2 separate regions of the Homo sapiens genome follow, and region 1 is linked to region 2. The links are chromatin loops, found by intact Hi-C in ENCODE. Cell type or tissue: B cell. All regions are shown on one strand.

Region 1 (5,000 bases), 63 kb before region 2:
GGCTAGAATTTCCTATGTGCAGATCACAGAAAGGCAGGCTTCCCAGGTTGGTTTTTGGAGAGTGAAATCCAAGAATGGAGTTTTATTGTCAGGTGATAATCACGTTGTGTTTCTAGTGCTAGTTCTTTCTCTCCCCAGCCTTCCACAACAAAGCGGACCTTAGATATCCCTTGTGACCAGAAAGTGCTAAGGCTTAAAAACGCATGATTGAAAACTGTGGGTGAGTCTGTACTTTGAGATGAAGCTGTGTTAGCTGCCGCCTGTCTGAACACACTCGTGCTTCCTCCAGGGTGGCGCCAGGCTTGCTGGTTTCTGGGCCATGGTCTGTTCTTTTGTAGAATCTTTTCCTTCAAAGCAGAACCCTGAGCCCTTTGGTTGTAGCTCACACATGTTCCTGCAGGACCTGGAGGCAGCATGTGTGTCCTTCCATCCCAAGTCCAACGTGATGTTTGCCCCTTTCTTTCCAGGGCGCTACCGTTTTGGAATGATACCAACACTTACGTGGTTACGAACGTTAGATCTGTCCCATAGGAATGAGTTGGGATGGAGTGACTGAAAATGTCAAGCCAGTTCTCATGCAAGTGTGCCACCCTAGAAGCTTTATTAACTGGGTGCGATAACAGCTGGTGCGGTTGCAGTCTATTCTGTCACAAGTTCAGCATCCTCAGCCCAGCTGTCCTGTGCTATCCAGTTGTGCAGACAGATCACCAACAATTAGGAAAAGTTACGTTCTGCTAAAAACCCCATCTCCAGTTTATTCTTCCTTAGCATTTGGGGCTCCTTCCCCCTCAGGACGGGTCCCTGGGAGTGGACTATGTTGAATGACTCTTAGGCCTCCCCCTCAGTGCGGGTCCCTGGGAGTGGACTGTGTTGAATGACTCTTATGTGCTCTTACCATGAATGTTGTTGTTTTAAGGCCTTCTTTTTCTTTGTGATTCTTTTGTTCCCTAGCGTCGTCCCCCAGACTACAGTAATACTCAACAATGATCGGCAGAACGCCATTGTAGCCAAGATGGAAGACCCCTTGAGCAACAGGGCACCGGATTCCCTGGAAAATGTCATTAGCAAGTCAGTAGCACGGCACCAACCCCACCTTTCCCTGCCACTGTGCGGAGTCCCATGAGAATAAGTCAACGTCCCTAAGCCAGGGCACAGTCCAGCACACGCTTCATCTCTGTGGTCACAGGGTTGAGCCTGGCAGGCACCGCCCCAGCTCTCTGAGGTCGGGGAGGGCAGGCTGGGCGATGCTGAATGCTGAGTCCAGCCACACCAGGGGCAGCTGCCGCCGGGGACTTCTGTGTCTCGTGCTGGCCGGGGTTGTGGAGGGGGCTGGCTCTGTCTCCTCACAGCAGTCTGTGAAAGCGTTCATCCTCCCACCTAGCTCAGTGGTCCTCACGTCTGTCTGTGCAGAGCGTGTCAGGCAAACAGACGCCCTCTCCCACGGTTGCTAAGTGGTGCAGGCATGTTGAGTTTATGACTTTTTTCTTATACCTTTTTCTCTTGAGACATTTTGAATGGAACTTTGGTCAGAGGTGGGAGTGGACAGAAGACACCGTCCCCGCTCTGTGTGAGGGGAAGGCTGTGCAGTGGCCTCTGGCTGGCATCCAAGCCCTGCTGTCCCCAGGAGTGCCCCTGGGGCTGCGTGAACCCCTGAGGATGCTGTTGCTTTTTCTTTCCCATCTGTGTCTTCACAAAGTTCTATTTGCTTTTTCTCTCAGTCTCCTTTGTGGATTCCTCCTCCTCCAGCTTCGTCCCCTTTCTGTATTGTCTTAGCTCAGTTCTCCAGGGCCGCAGCTGTGGTCGCAAGGGTCTGATACGTGGGGTGAAGGGAGAGGAGTTGGTGATGGGCGGTGAGGAGGTGCCAGGGTCAGCTGTGCCTCAGGGGCTTTGCACTGAGGTCAGCCAGGCAGATGGCCAGTGTTGAGATCAGGTTCAGCGTGGACAGCGCTCTAGAGAATCCAGGCCAGAAAGTGCAGAGTGCAGCGCCCTCCTCTGGGTGCGGCCAGTGTTTTCAACACCCTTTTTTTTGACTTTGCATATAGAGAAATTGTGCTCCTTTCTCCTGCTGGTGCGTAGCAGTCCACGGTAGAGGATGTTGAAAGGGTCACTAAAAAAGGGAAGTAGTAAGTCTCTAAATCATCCTTTTTTTTGAGCACTTGTGGAGGTGGCCTCGCCCTGCTTTGCTAGCAGTGTTCTGTCCTTCCACATCAGCAGCCCTTGGGATGATGGCAGCTCCGATGGGATCTCAGTGGGTTTTTTAAGCCCCGTCAGGGTTTTTTGCCCGTGGGCGTACGTGGGAGTGCTGCTCGCATTGCGAGGGGGAGCCATCTCCAGCGAGCCCAGCAGCGTGGATCGAATTGACCCAGGCCTCTGGGCACAGTTTTCCTCATTTAGTCTTCCCTTTAACCTCGCCGGAAAAAAGACTCTTACCAGCATTTTATGGGATGACTACTGAACTCAGAAGGCAGCATGCTAGGCCTGAGTCCCAGTGAGTATGATTTTACTCCTTTTGTGATACAAACATTTTCTTTAAATGGTTAAGTTTTATTTTATACAGTTTCTTTCAGCCCCAGGCCATTTTCTCCCATGGAGTTTCTATTAATCTTGGTAGAGAGAGCAGTATGGGAAGGCTGTGTGATCCACTGGTCCACACAGAGTTAGATTTTGCGATAAGGAAAGCGCTGACCTTCGCGTGCTGCTTGCGGCTCTTACCACATCGGGCTGGTGTGTTTTTTTTCCCGTTTAGCGCTGTGCCTGGGCGTCGGCAGAACACCATTGTGGTGAAGGTGCCGGGCCAAGAAGACAGCCACCACGAGGACGGGGAGAGCGGCTCGGAGGCCAGCGACTCTGTGTCCAGCTGTGGGCAGGCGGGCAGTCAGAGCATCGGGAGCAACGTCACGCTCATCACCCTGAACTCGGAAGGTGCGTCCAGGGCGGCTTTCCTCGGCCAGAGCGCCAGTACAATTGTTTGTTTGTTTTGCCTTTTAGAAATTTTGTTGTTTTTTAAAGAAGTGATACAGTGGCCAGGCGCGGTGGCTCACGCCTGTAATCCCAGCACTTTGGGAGGCTGAGGCGGGCGGATCACCTGAAGTCGGGAGTTCGAGACCAGCCTGGCCAACATGGAGAAACCCTGTCTCTACTGAAAATACAAAATTAGCCGGGTGTGGTGGCAGGTGCCTGTAATCCCAGCTACTCGGGAGGCTGAGGCAGGAGAATCGCTTGAGCCTGGGAGGTGGAGGTTGCGGTGAACCGAGATCATGCCATTGCATCCAGCCTGGGCAATAGAGGAAACTCCATCTCAAAAAAAAAAAAAAAGTGATACAGTATAGGACAGGCTCAGTGGCTCACACCTGTAATTCCAGCACTTTGGGAGGCTGAGGCGGGTGGATCATGAGGTCAGGAGTTCAAGACCAGCCTGGCCAAAATGGTGAAACCCCATCTCTACTAAAACTACAAAAATTAGTTGGGCACGGTGACAGGTGCCTGTAATCCCAGCTACTTGGGAGGCTGAGGCGGGAGAATTGCTTGAACCTGGGTGGCAGAGGTTGCAGTGAGCTGAGATCGCACCACTGTACTCTAGCCTGGGCGTCAGAGACTCTGTCTCAAAAAAAAAAAAAAAAAAAAAAAGATAGTGATACAGTATAAACATGAAGATTAAAGGGAAAATAACTGTGATCCCACCATTCTGAGATCTCTAAACCTTTTGGGGTTTTTTGGTGCACATTTTATGATTTTATAACTCACTTCTTTCCCCTACACAGTAGAAATCTTTCCACGTTAGTGCAGATGGACAGAGTCATTTTTAGCCAGTTTTGCTTATTTCATCAGGTCTGGATGCTTTCCAGGGATGGCCCCCTCTAACCTTTCGTTATTGAAACTAGCATTGGCCTGCTGTGTTTTCATGTCTCTTGGATCAGTGTCTGGACGTGGGCTCTCAGAGGCAGGTTGCTGGGCTAGAGGACGCAGCTTCCACGGGTTCCATGGCACAGGATGCATTGCCCATTTCCCCCGAGATCTGGAAGGATGTGAAGCTGTTTGTCCTACTTGGACTCCTAGCGGGGGCCTCTCTCCTGCAGGGCTCTGAGGTGCCCTCCCGCCTGGCCCTCGGCCTGCCCAGTGTGCCTTTCAGAGCCGTCTTCCCCTGAGAGCCTCTGTGTGCCCTTCATCCTGTCACCGTAAGTGACCAGATGACTGTCAGTGACTACAGCGTGGAGAAAAGAAAGAACCAAACAGACTTAGCTTTGTGCGTGGAGTTGTAAAGCATGTGTTTTCCTTGCTTACTAGGAAGAACTCAGTTTTTCTGCATCTGCGTCTGAGTTGTTGATTTTTCCTAGCAACTCGATGTTGCTTTGTCTAGTGAACAAAGGCTTTCCTGTTAGGAAGACTCATTACCGTATCTGAAACATTGAAAACAATGTCTTCCACAAAAATTGCTTTTACCTCTAATACAAATTGCTAGGATTCAGATGGCAGAATGGAGGGAAGAGAGAAAGAGACGTTGAGTTGATCTTTTTTTTTTTTCCAAGTTGAGATCTAATTTATATACCATAAAATTGACTGTTTTAAAGCATACGTCTCAGTTGTTTTTAGTATATTCTCAAGGTTGTACAGTCATCACTTCGGACTAATTCTAGAATATTTTTTATTACCCCCAGAAGAAGCCCTGTGCCCATCAACAGTCACTTTCCATTCTCCCAGCCTCCAGCCCCGGCACCCAGCTCATCTCCGTCCTCGTGGATGTGCCTGTTGTGGACCTTGACTCTAAATGGAATCCTGTGGCATCACCCACATTGTAGCTTTTGCCCAGTGCTTTGTTCCTTTTCATGGCTGCGTGATGTGCCGAGGTATGGATGGCCCTCATTCTGTTGATCCATCATCAGTTGATGGGCATCTGGGTGGTTTGCACTTTTTGGCTGTTGTCAGGAATGCTGCTGTGAACGTTGAGGTGCAGGTTTTTGTGTATGTATTAATTGCAGGATCAGGGCAATGGAGTTTTTCAC
Region 2 (5,000 bases):
AAGGTGCCAAACCTTGCCTACATTGCCTGTGTGTGTCTTTGCCATCAGCCTTCAAAACGCCGCTCCCAGCGGTGCGGGCGCTCCCTCTCGTGCTCCCTTGGGAGACTTGAGGGTCTCCCAGGGCAGAGGGGAGGCAGTGGCGCTGTCAGTGGCTGTGCGAGGCTGGGTGACTCTGCTAGGCAGAGGTCAGAGCCATCGGCCGGGGCACATTGCCACAGCGGCCTAGACATTTTTGGATGGAGGTACCAGGCAAATTATTTTATTACTGTTTTGAACTCGCCTAGAAACCCAGTTATAGGAATGCACACTCGCTCTCTTTTTTATTAATTGGTGTTGGACACACAGCACGTGGCGGGATCCTAGGGCCCAGGTGTGTGGGGGAAGGTGAAGCCGCTGACCTTTGACCCTTTGCAGCTCTGTGCCGCCTGCCACTCAGTGTGTTCTTTGCTTTGGTGCCAGTGGAGTGGCCGACTGGCTTGTGTGGCTGGTCTCATGGGGCTGAGGGGGTCAGAGCCGCTGGGCTGGGTGTGGGGCGCCACAGTTGTTTGGCCTCTCAGCCCCCAGCCAGTGTCACCCAGGTGTCTCGCCCCATGCCCCATGCTGCATGGTTCCCACCTACACCACATCTGCGCCGGGGCCTCCCTCAGGGAGGAGACTCGAGCTGGAACCAGGCTGTGACCCTGCACCCTGCTGCGTGCCCCCGCCCTGAGACGGGACCCAGGGGCTTGTCCTGAGGGGCTCTAGGCCGGCCCCACCTCACCTGCTGCACTGCCACCGCTCAAACCTGATTTGAGATACTTTATGGGTATTTTATGCCAGAGTTTCAGAGTCCTTTTTTTTCCTTGGCACTATTTCCAAATCTAAGGGGGTCAGCTGCTGCCACTCCCATTCAGAGCCGCTCCCCAGTGCCCAGCCCCCCCTGCACCCCACGGCGCTCACCCTGCCATGCTCTGGCCACCCCTGCCCTGGACGGCCGGCTGCCCCAGTCCTGGTCCTCCACCCTTTCACTGACCTCGCCCTGCTCCACCCCAGGGTAAACCCCAGGTCTCCACTCAACCTGTCAATCTCCCCACTCCATTGTTCCTGCATGGTTACACCCTGAGATGAGGGAACCCTGACGATGCTCCCGGCTGAGCCTTGCCTTCCCGCAGTTACACGTTGCACGGGGCCTCCCCGTAGCATCCACTGTGTCAATGCCCCCTCCGTCCCCAACAGACCCGCCCTCCCCCCACTGTCTGCCTCCTTGTGTCGTCAGTCCGTGACACGCCACGTGTGTGATGAGGAGGTGCTTGGAGTGGCACTGCTCTGCGTGTGGCCACGCACTTCGTTTCCATTTTCACACGTAGTTCAGAGCTGGGTGTCCGACAGAGGTGCCCGAGGTGGAAAGCGTCGTGCACTCGTCCCACCTGTGGCCCCTGCAGAGCTCCGGCTGTGTGGCACGGGCTCCTGAGAGCTGGGGATGGAGGAGGTGCGGGCTTACCGTGTGCTCCTCTGCTGCTCGCCCCAGGCTTGGGTTTCCTGGCGGTCACCTGGTTGGCGTGAACCTTGGGCGTGCGCCAGGGTCCCTGTGCTGTCGTGGAGTGCAGGCAGGTGGGCAGGCGCTTGGGAGTTACCAGTCAAGTCCCTGCACCGCGCAGACCATTGCCTGGTGTTCAGGAGTTTTCAAGGCCTCGGCCTGGTGGGAATAGTTGAGAAACGCTGGTTCAGGCAGCTTGCTTTATTCACAGCCCTGAGACACCTCTGGGACAGCCCCTGAGGATATTTTTCCCGGAACTTTCTCGGGGCCAGGAGTGTGCCTGTGCTGTGATGAGTGGGAAACGCAGTTTGTGCAGGGCCTCACAGAAGAGCCCACTGGTGCGGGTGCTGGCTGCCTCCTCCAGTGGGCGCCAGCTCGGGGTCTGTGGCAGGAACGTGGGTGGCTGCGGATCCACCCAGGACAGAGTGACTGCCTGGGCGCGTGGTGGAACTGAGTGCAGAACTCCTCCCCAGCCCCCTTTCCAAGTGCAGCCTTGCCCGGTCTGTTCCCAGGCATCACTGAAAAGTTACTGGTGGGTTTGCACATTGGCAGGAATGTCTGCTCTCTCTTCCTTTCTTGGGAAGAAGGTTCTCTCTGCAGGGGCTCCACCTCCCTGGGCGCTCTCGTCCCCAGCCTGTGGTCTGAGCCAGAGTCTCTGCGGCTGACAGGGACTTGCTCTCTCTTTCCTGCCCCTGTCCGTGCACCCAGCCCAGCCCCCTGCCCCTGCACCCAGCCCAGCCCAGCCCCCTGTCCCTGCACCCAGCCCAGCTCCAGCCCCAGGCCCAGATGGAGGGCGCTCCAGTGGGCTTGCCCCGTCTCGTGAAACAGTCCAGAAGCCTCAGTGTTCTCATCGTCAGGCTGGGTTCTGAATGGCGCGCTGTCGCTGCGGGACCTCGGGGCCTGTAAAGATCATGGGAAGGGGCAGCTGTGCCGGCAGCTCCTCCTCCTCGGTGCAGCAACTCCTCTCCGAGTTTATTTCATGTCAGCAAAAAGATGGAATTCTTGCCAGCCAGACATTCAGCTCATTGACCTGCCTTTTTCTTTTTTCTTTTCCACTGACAAATTCATTGTTAAAAAAATATAAGGCATTTGCTCATCAAAAACTAGAATTCTGCTTTAAAACCACAGGCTGTATCTTCTAAGGACTTTGAGAGGCCTACGCCCGAGCCCTCCCCTCACAGAGTCCCCGCCTTCTCTCTCTGCTCCCTCTCGAAGAACCCAGGCTGGAGGGAGCCGGAGGGTAATCGTGCTGCTCCGCTATGGACGGTGGTGGCCCAGGAGAGTGCCTCGGGGACCCAGGTGCTTCCTGTATGGACGCTGCCCCCACCTGCTGTGTGATGGAAGCCCAGCCCCTAAACTGCTCCTAACCCCACCCAGGTCTCAGTTCCTCATCTGTAAATGGCACCTGCACCCCAGGGCCAGCAGCCCCTTTGTCAGCACTCTGATGTCAATGCACGCACTTCACAACGCTCTGCTCCTTCTGTCCGTCACCAAAAAACGAACGTTTGTTCCTTGGAAAAGACTACAGTTGACCCTTGAACAACACAGGTTTGAACTATGAGGATCCACTTATACGTGCATTTTTTTTTTCAGTAAAAATTATACTGAGTGTGCCTGCCTCCTCTTCCACCTCCTCTGTCTCTTCTGCCTCTGCTGCCCTGAGACAGCAAGGCCAGCCTCTCCTGTTCCTCCTCTTCCCCCCAGCCCCAGTCAGCATGCGGACGGTGAGGACGAAGGCCAGGATGACGATCCACTTCCGCTTAATAAAGATCCACTTCCGCTTCATGAATAGCAGCCATATTTCCTCTCGCCTGTGCCTTTCTGAATACCACGTTTTCCCTCGCTTACTCTATTAGAGGAATACAGGTGATGGTACACACAGCACACAAAATACCTGCTCATTGACCACTATCAGTAGGGCCATTGGTCAACAGGCTATTAGTAAAGTTTTGGGGAGTCAGAGGCTGTACATGACTTCAGCTGCACAAGGGTTCAGTGCCTCTAACCCTTGTGGTGTTCAAGGGCCAGCTGCACAATGAATTAATCCCTGGGACCATGTCGGGCTGGCATCTGACACCTGGACTCAGAGGGCCTCTGCAGTAGGGGCCGTCGGGTAAAGAAACCCCAGAGTCCAGCAGAACATCTGACTCTGGCCATATTCCTTCTTGTATAGCATCTGTTTGAGACAACAAAATCCCGAGGCAGAAGGTCGACCGCTCCTTAGGTTCATTCTGATGGCTCAGCTATTCGCCCGAGGCTGGTCCCCGAGGCTGGTGTGCTCGCAAGTCGTGGCTGGCAGGGTTGCCAGGCTTGTCTGCAAAGGACCAGGGGGGATGGGTTTTCAGCTTTGGGGGGCACACCTGGTCTCATCACAGCTGCTCACCACGGCCCTTGGGTCATGACAGGCCAGCACGTGGGGGGCCTGCAGGCCTGTAGATGCTCACTGAAGATGGAGGTTCCTAGATTTGTCATGTGGCACAAAATATTTTTTTGCATTTTTTTCTGTCATTAAAAATCATTTAAAAGCCATTCTCAGTTCACAGCTGTACAAAAGCAGCCAGCAGGTTTGCTCTGGGCGCCGTACTTTGCTAACCTCAATGTAGAGTGAATTATACTTCGTATCTTTAAAAGGCTTGTCTTCTAGCATTGCAGGTGAACTTTGCTTAGAAACATAACTATTTTTAAAAGCACATGTAGGTGAAGTCTAGTCTTTAAAAGCACTTGCAGGTGAAAGCCCTGGTCCGGCGCTGTCTCTGCAGTGTGTTTGCGGGGGCCAAGTTTGCTCTGTGCAGTGCTGCTGTTGTCCAGGGCAGGTCCCACGGAGGGGATGCTGCGGCCAGGCTCCGTGGGGTGGGGCACCCTGCGACGGGCTGCTCCTCTTCCCAGGGCCACCGGTGAGACTCTCAGTGCACAGAGTGCGGTTCTGTGTGGAGGTGTGGGATGCATCTCCTGGCCCTCCCGTAGTGGGGTGCAACCCCAAGTGAAGACCCCGTGGCTCATGTCAAGTGCCCTCAGGGCTGGGGCTGCCCACCCGCCTGCCTGGGCCGTCTTGACACCGGAGCTGCCTGCCTGGATGTTGGAGCGCCCAGTGGATTGAGTGGGAAGTGGGCCTGGGTGCTTACAGGCGATGGGGTCACCAGAGCCCACCCAGGGGCCTCGCCTGTCCCCCATTCTCATTCCATACTCTGGGAGGCGGTACAAGGTCGGGAGGGCCAGCGGGGCTCTCTGCCACCAGGACTCACTTCCGCCCATCTTGGAACTGGGCCTCACTTTCCTGCGAGCTTCTGCTGGGTTCTCAGTGCCCACCAGCAGCTCCTTTGCTCTCCCTGAGCCCTTGAGGTCACTCTGCCTTGGGAATGGGGAGGGTTTGGGTCTCAGCCTCACGCTCACGGTCCTGGCTTGGATTTTAGGCCTCAGTGGCACTCTGGGAGCGCTTGTGCTCTTCATGGTTGCCACTGGGATTTTCCAGGAGGCTCTGTGGCAT

Evidence for each region. Hi-C counts contacts between places; a loop is a spot of excess contacts. Peaks named below come from ENCODE experiments on the same cell type or tissue, not always from the same donor. Only the 100,000 strongest peaks of a DNase experiment are listed, where the experiment ranks them.
Region 1: it touches region 2 in a loop (9-fold over the local background); 1 of 110 quality-filtered maps calls a loop at or near these places.

Annotation. Positions count from the first base shown.
Region 1 is chr16:88,003,344-88,008,343 of GRCh38, forward strand. It overlaps BANP (BTG3 associated nuclear protein), which reads left to right. Exons shown (of 14, transcript NM_001386991.1): 5 at 952-1,068; 6 at 2,747-2,922. Among named protein-coding and RNA genes, the nearest start is that of BANP, 54 kb to the left of the region's middle. RefSeq lists enhancers at 2,208-2,753, 2,754-3,297. In B cell, a CTCF peak has its summit at 1,987 (motif pointing left); a DNase peak (open chromatin) is centred at 2,068; H3K27ac peaks cover 883 bases.
Region 2 is chr16:88,066,750-88,071,749 of GRCh38, forward strand. The region is part of intron 12 of BANP (BTG3 associated nuclear protein); the gene reads left to right. Among named protein-coding and RNA genes, the nearest start is that of BANP, 120 kb to the left of the region's middle. RefSeq lists enhancers at 2,980-3,039, 3,140-3,289. In B cell, no CTCF peak of the experiment used is centred here; DNase peaks (open chromatin) are centred at 1,582, 1,948 and 2,862; H3K4me3 peaks cover 1,741 bases; H3K27ac peaks cover 2,513 bases.